Linked DNA regions of Homo sapiens: region 1 is linked to region 2. A link is a contact called in ENCODE Hi-C or POLR2A ChIA-PET data. All regions are on one chromosome and are shown on one strand. Each heading gives the region's core, a stretch centred on a gene start or an enhancer-like site at or near the end of the contact. The rest is flanking DNA. Distances are from core to core; before and after follow the strand shown.

What was found. A loop is a pair of places that touch in the nucleus more often than their neighbours do. ChIA-PET counts read pairs that join two places held with the same protein, here RNA polymerase II (POLR2A). Pooled maps may share reads with other maps.
Region 1: a pooled map shows a loop between it and region 2 (2.5-fold over the local background). The contact joins the enhancer-like site here to the promoter of ALS2 in region 2. A Hi-C loop is called at or near these places in 5 of 50 pooled maps. POLR2A ChIA-PET finds 5 or more read pairs at or near these places in 6 of 52 experiments (A673, AG04449, AG04450 and 3 more).

Annotation. Positions count from the first base shown.
Region 1 is chr2:201,879,809-201,884,391 of GRCh38, reverse strand. CDK15 (cyclin dependent kinase 15) reads right to left here. Exons shown (of 14, transcript NM_001366386.2): 12 at 4,225-4,364. Among named protein-coding and RNA genes, the nearest start is that of CDK15, 76 kb to the right of the region's middle. Within about 2 kb of position 3,196, at least 3 of the 41 ENCODE cell types and tissues checked have a DNase peak (open chromatin) inside an H3K27ac peak, as active enhancers do; they include IMR-90, where a contact is called at or near this core.
Region 2 is chr2:201,778,807-201,783,706 of GRCh38, reverse strand. ALS2 (alsin Rho guanine nucleotide exchange factor ALS2) reads left to right here and starts at 2,774. Exons shown (of 34, transcript NM_020919.4): 1 at 2,774-2,830. RefSeq lists enhancers at 2,415-2,484, 2,495-2,724, 2,735-2,804 and a silencer at 2,935-3,104.

The sequences.
Region 1 (4,583 bases), core at 1,947-4,446, 100 kb before region 2:
TACTCTAACAATGGGGGCTGTGGTACAGCATTTTTGCAAAATTACTTGTGAAACAATTGCAAGCTTTTTAGATTTTCTCCCCCTAAGATGCTAAAACCTGTTTTAAAGGAGAAGGGGATTTAGTCCAGGAAGGAATGGGAGACTCAAGTATGAGACTTGGCTAGCAAGCAAAATGGGACCAACCCAGAGAGAGAGAGAGAAAGAGAGACAGCCTTTGATGTCCTGACGATCAAGGACCATGGCTTAAAGACCAGACTCTTAAATCACGTGTCATTTACTGCCTCAGATAAAAAATACTTTTCTGGATCAGTGTCTGTAGTTCAAAATGGCTAGGTTCCAAAATCAGTCTTAAATTTCCAAGGGTAACATTTGGAAGGTTTCCTGAAAGAACAGAGCGGAGCCAGTTTTAAGAAGGGGCAGCTTAATGATTTCCTACTACCCCCACCCCCAAATCATTAAACAGTGTTCCTTTCCCAGAGCCCAAGTTCATGCTGAGGGCAAAGAGAATTAAATGAAGAAGCTGAACCTGCAGCTAAGATTAGAGAGTTGCCAAGGGCCTAATTTTAGGTCCTAGCTGCTCCAGCTGACGTCCTGCCCTGCTGGCTCAGCCACGAGGACCACAAGTGTGGCCATAAGCCGGTGTCTGAGTGGGAAGAGCGACTCCCTGGCCATCTGCAAAAGCAATTAGCTTGCTGTTGGCTGTGTTTTGAGAGGGACTACCAATAATTTCTCCTTCAACAAGTGTTTCTTCAGGTGTTCACGAGTCAATAAGGGAAAATGTCAGAACTTGGCAGAAGTTCCCACATGCTTGCCATTCTAATATTCACACTTTTCCACTTCAGGTGCTGTCCAAAAGGAAACTAATCCTGGAATTCCTGGTTTTCATGGCAAATAACCCCCTGATAAATGCCCTTTGGCTCTAAGCGTACTGCCACAACCTAGGGAAAGCATTGTTCGGGACTTCTCAGCGTCATGAAAATAGAGATGGACTGGAACAATTCTTTCATTTTGTGTGGAATTTCTATGCCGCTCCTACACTGGGATTTAGGCTGTCCTTCCACTCTCCACGTATTTCCCAGTCCCAGGCTTTATGCTTTAATTGTCTTCTTTAGAGGGCAGACAATAAGAGCTGGCATCTTCCAGATCAAAGGGGAAACAGAATATATTTTAAAGTGACAACTCTGTTATCCTGCAACCAGAATAAAATCAGAATAATAAAATGATATAAATATAAGCCCCTAAATAATTTTATACTGAAATGCCACCAGAGAGCAAAATTTCTTGCATAATTATGGCAGAGAAACTCTCCTTACAAATCACTCACAAGAGCATGCCGATTTTTGCACAATTCTCATGCCTGGGGCAGCCCTCCTCAGGGATGGAGTTTCTATGTCCCTGCAGATTGGGAACTGTGATTACCCACTGGTGTGCTCTGTCTGCAAAGGAGGCTGTTAATAAAGGCTCATTGCCAGGGGCAATGAAAAAGCAGGCTGGCACTGCCAGGCCAAGGACCGCATCTCTTAGTAGATAATGTGCTGGTGGTGAGAGCCACTGTCACGAAGGTGCACAAACCAGCCCTGGCTGCTTCTGTCTCTTCCTCTATTTTTCTTTCCTGGTAGCTTTGCTTTTTCTATCTACTTGTCCATCTGTCTATATACATATTTCTGCACACCCACCACCCTGTCACACACATACACAAGCACACACACATGCTCGTGCACTCATGTGCACGAGCACACACACACAGAAGCACACACACCCAATCTTGCCCCCGCCTTTCCCTGTCTCTTGGCACCGGCGCTTTCATCTTCTCCCTCGGGGATTCGAGATGTCGCTGCAGGAAATGCTTGTCCGCCGAGGCAGCAGCAGCAGAGCCCTGTGGCTTTGACAAACCTCATTTAATTGGGAGGAAGCCAGGAGAATTTGAAAGAACTGAAACATCCACGAAACTCCTTTTATCAGGCATAATTTAAACTCTGCATGGAAAAACCCCTATATGTATAAAGAAAAGTCAACTTCCCTCCTGCTGTGAGCACTCCTGGTTTCCCCCGCTAGTGCAGGCAGCCTCCTACAAGATTCCATCTTTTCATTTTTCTAAAAGTGTCAAAGTAGATTTGGGCTCTGTGACTGGGCGAACAGGGAAGGAATACAGATTGTTCTCTCTGTCTCTCTCTCACACACACACACACACATACGCACACACACATATACACACATACACACACAACCTTAGATACCCATGCACCACGGCCCCTCTGTTGGTGGCTTTGCTTTTGGGTCAGCCAGGAAAAATCAAAACCCAAGTTTCTAACAACACATCAGTTTGGACAGTGATTGTTTCTTCCTAATCATCTTGCGTCAAGCAAAAGCTGGAGCCTAGAAAACTCTGAAGATCCCCAGCAATTGTCAGCATGTGGAATAACAGATCCTAAAGGAGGGCCAATGGGGAAAGTTTCTTTAAGTGGAGAGAAGGGAGTGTGTGTGTGTGTGCGTGTGTATGTACATCCAAGCGTGTACACTTGCATGAAGTAATAGAGTTATAAGTCCCAAGTCTGACAGGAGAAAGCTGAAAAGGAACAATCTAGGGGCTTGGACTGGGAAGAGGGGATTGGGATGGGAGTGGCCGGGGAGGAATGGGGCTGAAGTGGGGGCAGAGGTACCAGGAAAGGAGTGAGAACTGTGGATCTGCCTGCAATGTCTTTTGTTCCACCCATATGCCTCTCTCCTCCTTCCAAATTCCACTTTAGATTCACCTCCAGTCTAATCCATCTCATTTGAATTCTTGTTCCTCCAAATAATTGCCTTCAACACACACATAGTCTCTGCACATCTGCAGTTGATTATGCACAGATTTTTTGCTGTTTAGATATGATGTGTGCTGATATGTGTGCGAGGGTGCCCCGTTTCCTCTTCCTCACCCTCTTTTCCTCCCACTTCATAAGAACCTGGAGGCCAAGGACAAGTCTCTTGTTTTCCTCAACTTTTTATAGCACTCAATATGTTCTTGACACTTAATGGCAATTTAATAAATACTAATGACTGACTCTTTCTACAGGGTTAAGTAAGACATTAACCCCAGTTGTATGATTATGGTTATTTTTGGAGATCCTAAATGACTCACTTTAGTCATAAAACAGAATGCCTCAGCAAGTCCCAAACTAAGCGCTTTGGACTGCTGCAGGACGATGTCCTAGACACAGAGGAGCTGCGTCTGCAAACTCTGGCAAGGCGGACCAGGCTGTTTCCACACCTCTTGGGCAGTAGCTCCTCACCCTGTCCCCATCCTTATCTCACTGCACCCCATCGCCACTCCCCCACGCCCCTTCCAGTGTCCTCATCGCAGTTCCAGCCCTTAGGCCCTCCCTCCTAAGCTTTCTTTTCTCTGGCTTAGGACTTCTAAAACCAACCCTGGCTGCTTCTCTCTCTTCTGTTTTTCCTTCCTGGTAGCTTTGCTTTTCTTGTCTACTTGTCCCTTGCTCCTAAAACTATTTTTAGTTGAATGGTGGATTTTTTTTCAAAGAAACCTCACCTAAGGATAGTCCCCCATGACCACTGCCCACATCCTCCTGTAGCCCTTCCTGGCCACAGTCCAAGAAACATGACGGGAGTTCCAACCACATGATCCCTCAGCAGATTTCAGGTTTGGAAGATGACTTCAGGCCCAGGCAGCAAAGGCTGATTCCAAGGTAACTTGTGTTTACAGGAGGTGGGCAGCCTCGGAGGAGACCTCCCTTCCCCCAGCACCCCACCCCGGCACTGCCTTCTGCAGCTTGCTATTACCAATCAAGAAAGGCCCAGCTCCCTCTCAGGACATATCCGCTTCACCTATCATCTTACTCTCCGCAGAAAGGGAGAAGAGTCTTGTTAGAAACACTGGTGTGGCTTCCTGGCAGATGGTAGCTAAGGCAAACAACTCAGAGACAACGTCCATCTCATCCAATTTCTGAGTGTAAATGTGTACCTGTGAAATGTCTGGACCATTACAAAGAGGTCCTTGTAACCTCTCCCCACCAGTGCTTCAGAGTTTGAGAGAAGCTCATGCAAAACTCAGACAAGATTAGGTCCTATCTTGCTTCTCCCAGGCAAACTGATCTCTAACTTCACTCCTGGGGGTAAATGCTATGATTCTCCGGTGCTGAGGCAAACTACTTAAGACACCAAGACTTACACACACACGCACTCACGCACATGCACTCACGCACACGCACACACTCCCTCGCTCACCATCAGGAAGCTGGTACAGCTGAGATGGCAGGGCGCTGAAATAATCATGAACAAGTGCTTCCTGGGCGGAGACGCGGTCTCTGGGAAAGCCTTTTAGCATCTGGGAGGCCAGGTCTTCAGCTTCAGGAACCCTGCCCAGCCTGGAAAAGTGGGAGAGAAAAATAGAGTTTCTCCAGCAGCCTCCCTTCTGAAAAACAAAGGGATAAAAACAAAAAGTAAAGAAAAGGAGATGGCTAGACTTAGATTTTAAGTAGAATTTTCCTGGAATTGCTAAAGTTGATGGCAACTGGAAAAGTAACCCCCATACTAAACTCTTACTGACTGTCCTGTTACTAAGTTGAAGGGGAAAAATCTCCTCA
Region 2 (4,900 bases), core at 1,525-4,024:
ATTGATTTCAGTAGACTTAAGGAAATGGTGAGGAAGACTGGGAAGTCAGAAAGTAGAGGTAGGAAATGAGGTTGGAAAGGAAAAAAGGCAGAAAGTAAAAAAATTAAAGATGAGATAGATAGCAGGTTTATACACTGTAAGTATATAGGAATAAGAAGACAGGCAGAGGTTGAAAATACATGAAGGAGAAGGGATAAGTAATGGAAATGTAAATAAAAAAATGAAATTCTTAGCCCCCCCAACCAACTGAATAGATCTCCCTCCACCCTCCTTGGCCAAGGGGATCCTAAAGAAAACCTTAAAAACTAGTTAAGGCCATGATGCGAAGGCAGGTTGGACATACCTCATTATATCCTCTCCCTTTGGAGTTTAGACCAGCATTAAAGTGGTCTAAACCATTTTCATGAAATGAAAATAGAGATCATAAGACTGACAAAATAGACTCTTGTAGCAATAAGATTATCCAACTCTAACCTGACTATGGTATAGCATTACAAGACAGATAGTTGGCCCTGAAGAAAATAAAAATATTTTACCCCAAAATATATTTCTTTGACATATTTTGAAATGACCCTGCAAAGCTGTCTCTTGTGGGGGGAATTTGCATTTTATACAGAATCACTTTCCTTTTTCAGGTCTTTTCTTGATCCAGGAGAGATTTAACCAAGAGTCTGACACATTTTAAGGTCCTATAACATATGCTACCTGGAAGCTTCATCTACGTAACAAGAACCTTGGCTTCTATAACCCCCTTCATTTTAACTCAAATATTTCTTTCTGCTAACTTCAACTCTTTAGGAAAAGCTTAGCTTTTTCAACCCATCATAAAGTCTCTGAATCCACCTATAATCTGTGAGCACCACCGGCCCCCCATGTATTGATCTATGTCTTTGCCTATAACTTCTGTCTCTCTAAAATGTATAAAACCAAGCTATAACCCAACCACCCTGGGCACATGTTCTCAGGACTTCTTGAGGCTGTGTCCCAGGCCATGGTTACTCATGTTTCGATCAGAGTATATTTAACCTCTTCAAATATTTTATAAAGTTTGTCTTTTTTCATCAACAGAACAAAGTCTTTCCTTTGGGGAGATTAGGGATCCTGAGTTCAGGATCTTCTAAGAAGAAAGAGGGAGAAGAAAAGGACTCGGTGAAAAGGAGCCGGGGCTCGGTGGCTCGCGCCTGTAATCCTAGCACCTTGGGAGGCTGAGGCACGTGGATCAATTGAGGTCAGGAGTTCGAGACCAGGCTGGCCAACATGGTGAAATCCCATCTCTACTACAAACACAAAAATTAGCCGGGCGTAGTGGCGGGCACCTGTAATCCCAGCTATTTGGGAGGCTGAGGCAGGAGAATCGCTTGAACCTGGGAGGCGGAGGTTGCAGTGAGCCGAGATCGCGCCACTGCACTCCAGCCTGGGCGACAGATCGAGACTCCCTCTAAACAAAACAAAACAAATCAAAACTGGTTGCAGGTAGGTTTTGTGGTAGTGGCTGATGGGATTTGGGATTTAAGGAAATTCACCTCTAGTGGTCTCACTTTCCTCAGAGATGTAAGAGACAAAATTTTTTATTTTTATTTTTACCAAAGCGGGTGAGTGAGTAGAGTTCAGTAAGAGGTTAGAAGAGCGTGAGGGCTGGGAACAGCAGGGGAGGGGAATAGGAGATAATCTGAGTAGCAATGTGTAAATGTGACTGTCTTAGGCTCAGCAATATTGCGTAGTCGCACGTGGAAGTCCCGACTGAAGTTGGACACTTTTCGTTCGCAGTGGTGCCAATTCTCAGGGTTGTGTGATTTTCTGCACCGATGCAGGAGTGAGCAAGGTTGGTTGAACTGTTGCAGACTAACAGTTTTGCAGGTGGGCGAAGGATCAGGGAGGAAATTGAGTTGAGGGTGTTGGTGAATAGGATATAGGAGTTTCAGAACCCGACTACACATCTGTCGTTGATGGTCTAAATATTTGCATGTTTGCAGGTCCAGCGATGGCACAATGCCTAGCAGCAGAAGGTTTGCACCCACTGTGCGACATGAGTGGCAGCTCTGGAAAATCATAAAATCATGGGAGGACTTGAGAGTGCAGGCTGGGTGGGGTGGGACTGTGGCTGCGAAAAACAGTGTTATGAAACTGTGCGCGGGACAAGAAAGCTGATTTTACTGATTGTATATTGGGGAGTACTACGGGAATCACTGGAGAGGCCACTTCATTTTCTCCTATCCCACCCCATCTTTTGGGGTTGCAACTAACCAGTAAGTTTACACATTGAGGATACAATGGCGAAACGGGGCCGCGAGGCGATGACGTCATTCGCGGGAGTAGGGGGGAGAAGCGACCACTGTTAGGGTACTGTCCATAAAGGCAATTTGAAAATATTTCAGCCTTTTTACTTTTATACTTCCGGCCCTTGCAGTTTGAGGTGGTAACAAACGACTGCTGCTCCCAACCACTTTCACCACCGCCTGTTACCATGGGAGCGCTCGGGTAGCTAGGCTTGGACGACTCTATTCTACGTCATCATCAAAGCGCATCTCAGGACTGATAGCTCCGCCCTAAACTAAGGGAGAGACTGTGCTCCCAAGTACGTAGCCTGCAGTGCCTAACGCATTCTCAGCAATTTTGACCCCCAACAGACGCCGTCGACAGTCTCCCAAGAACAATTCCCAGGAGCTCGGATTCCAAGAGCCGCCCGCGCCCTCGTTTACCTTCGCTAGTCGCCCTGCAGCCCCGCCCTGTCCGGAGGCCCCGCCCTCCATGAATCAGCTGATCCCGCGGACCCACTGGGTTGCCAAGCTCGCGCCGGATGCGGAGCGCGGTGCTGCCGGTGGAGCTTCAGGTGAGCGAGTGTGGGTCCCGGGTTGGCTATTGGCTAAGGAGGGCTTATCGGCTGGGACCCCTTGTATGCGGAAGGCCGGGGACAGGGAGCTAGGCGGAGGCTGTGGTCGAGGCCGGAGAGCGCCCTGCGGGGGGCCTGCGGAGACGGCGCCCGCATTTTCCCAGCTCTGGGTGCGATCGACTGCTCCTGCCGGTCCAGCAGCGCCCGAGGCGGCCCCTGCCTTGGCCCCAGGTTCTCCCACTTGCCCCGGTCTCTCCCTCCCCAGACTGGGCGCCGCTGCAGTGGTCTCAGCTGCGTGAAATTCCTTCAAGCCCCCTCTTCCCGCCTCCACCCACGCTGCCTTCCAGCTATTCATTCACGAGAATTTCTTGAATGCCCACACTAGGCGCTGAGCTGATAAACTGGGGTCCGTGGCCTGGAACCCTGCTGAGTGTCCCTGGCGGCCTTGCCACAGGGTGCAAATCGCGTTGAAGAGTGGACCAAGGGCTACTTGAAAAGGCGGTTGCGGAGAAAGAAAATAGCTTTGATAATAAGAATTAGTAGTTTAGGCAAGTCTTTGAGCCTATCAAGTAATTCATCAAGAGGAGAAGATAAGTTATTTTGAGAAGCGAAGCCAGAAAAATAACACAGGTCCTTGACGCTGGTGTTCGTCCTCGGATAATAGGGCTGCTTTGGAGACAGGCAACAGTAGACTGGTAGAATCGTTCTATTGCTTAAGGCTTTGATGGTGGAAGAGAAAAAACACTCTTGTTGAAGTGGCATATCCAAGAACAGTGCTTTCTTTCTGGTTTAGGATGGAGAAGGAACTGACTGCTGTACCCAAGTGAAGATCTTTACTCAGTTACCCTTATATTTGGCTATATGGAATAAAATTGTGTGATATGTTTATTCTGAGCAGGTACAAAACTTCAGCAAACCTATTGGTCCCACATTTTCCCCCCCATTTATCATATGATTTGGAGTGACCGGTTGACCTTTGAGTTAATGAATAATTTAAAGCAGTGAAAAATTTTTTGCAGTAAACTACGGTGTTTTAACCTTGATAACATAAGCATAGTGGTTAAGATTCTAGGCTTTGTATCTGAACATACCCAGAGTCACATCCATTTACATCTTTGATTTTGGGCAAGTTATTTAATCTCTCTGCCTCAGTTCTCTTGTCTCTAAATTGGGGATAAAAATGTTTTCCTGATAACAGTACCTTTACGTGTAATGGTTCATGTATCGTATTTATTACAGTGCCTGTTTTATGGTAAATATTCAATACATATTAGCTGTTTTTATAATTAATTCCTCCCACTACATCATGATCCAAACTGACTCTTTTCTTAAGTGATGGGGAAGGGAACTGAATATTTTAAGGAAGTAGCTATAAAATATGATTTCAAGTTGTTCTGTAGTAATTTTGGTGTTCCATAAGGACATTTTAATGTGAAAAAGATACTGACAGAATCTATACATGGTTTGAATTTATTAGTTTCTAAACTATGACCAGTATTAGCAGATTTAAAATTCATAATTATAGCAAGAAAACGTCAAAGTTGTTTAACAGTGTTAAAATTTGAAACTGTAATGATCCAGAAAAATGAAATACCAAACCGATAATTTTGGGAAAAAAACAAAACTTGAGTGGCATTATGCAGGCCATTTACTTTTTAAATGTACTCAATATAAACAGGAATCCCTTCTCTCCAAATTTCAGTTTTTCAGAATTTGGGCTGTCATTTGAAACACTTACTTTGGGCACTTTGACTGTTAAAGAAGCAAAGGGTATGCTAAGAACTTCAATGAGTCTTGATGTTAGTGTTTTTGTAATTAGGTGGAATCTCCTACCTTTTCATGAAAACTGGGTTTAAAGCAGTAGCTGCTGGGTCCATTCTAATGATAATCTCAAAAATGTGACTGACTTGTAAAAATCTACAATTATTTATTAATGTGAGACTAGGTAAAGTATGAGTTGAAAAACTAGGAAGAAAGGCAGAGTGGTGATTTTTAAGCTTGTATAAAGGAAGGCCCGCTTTGGGTACTATGAGGTACCTTTCTCACTCAGAGGCATGCTGTGAGGATTTG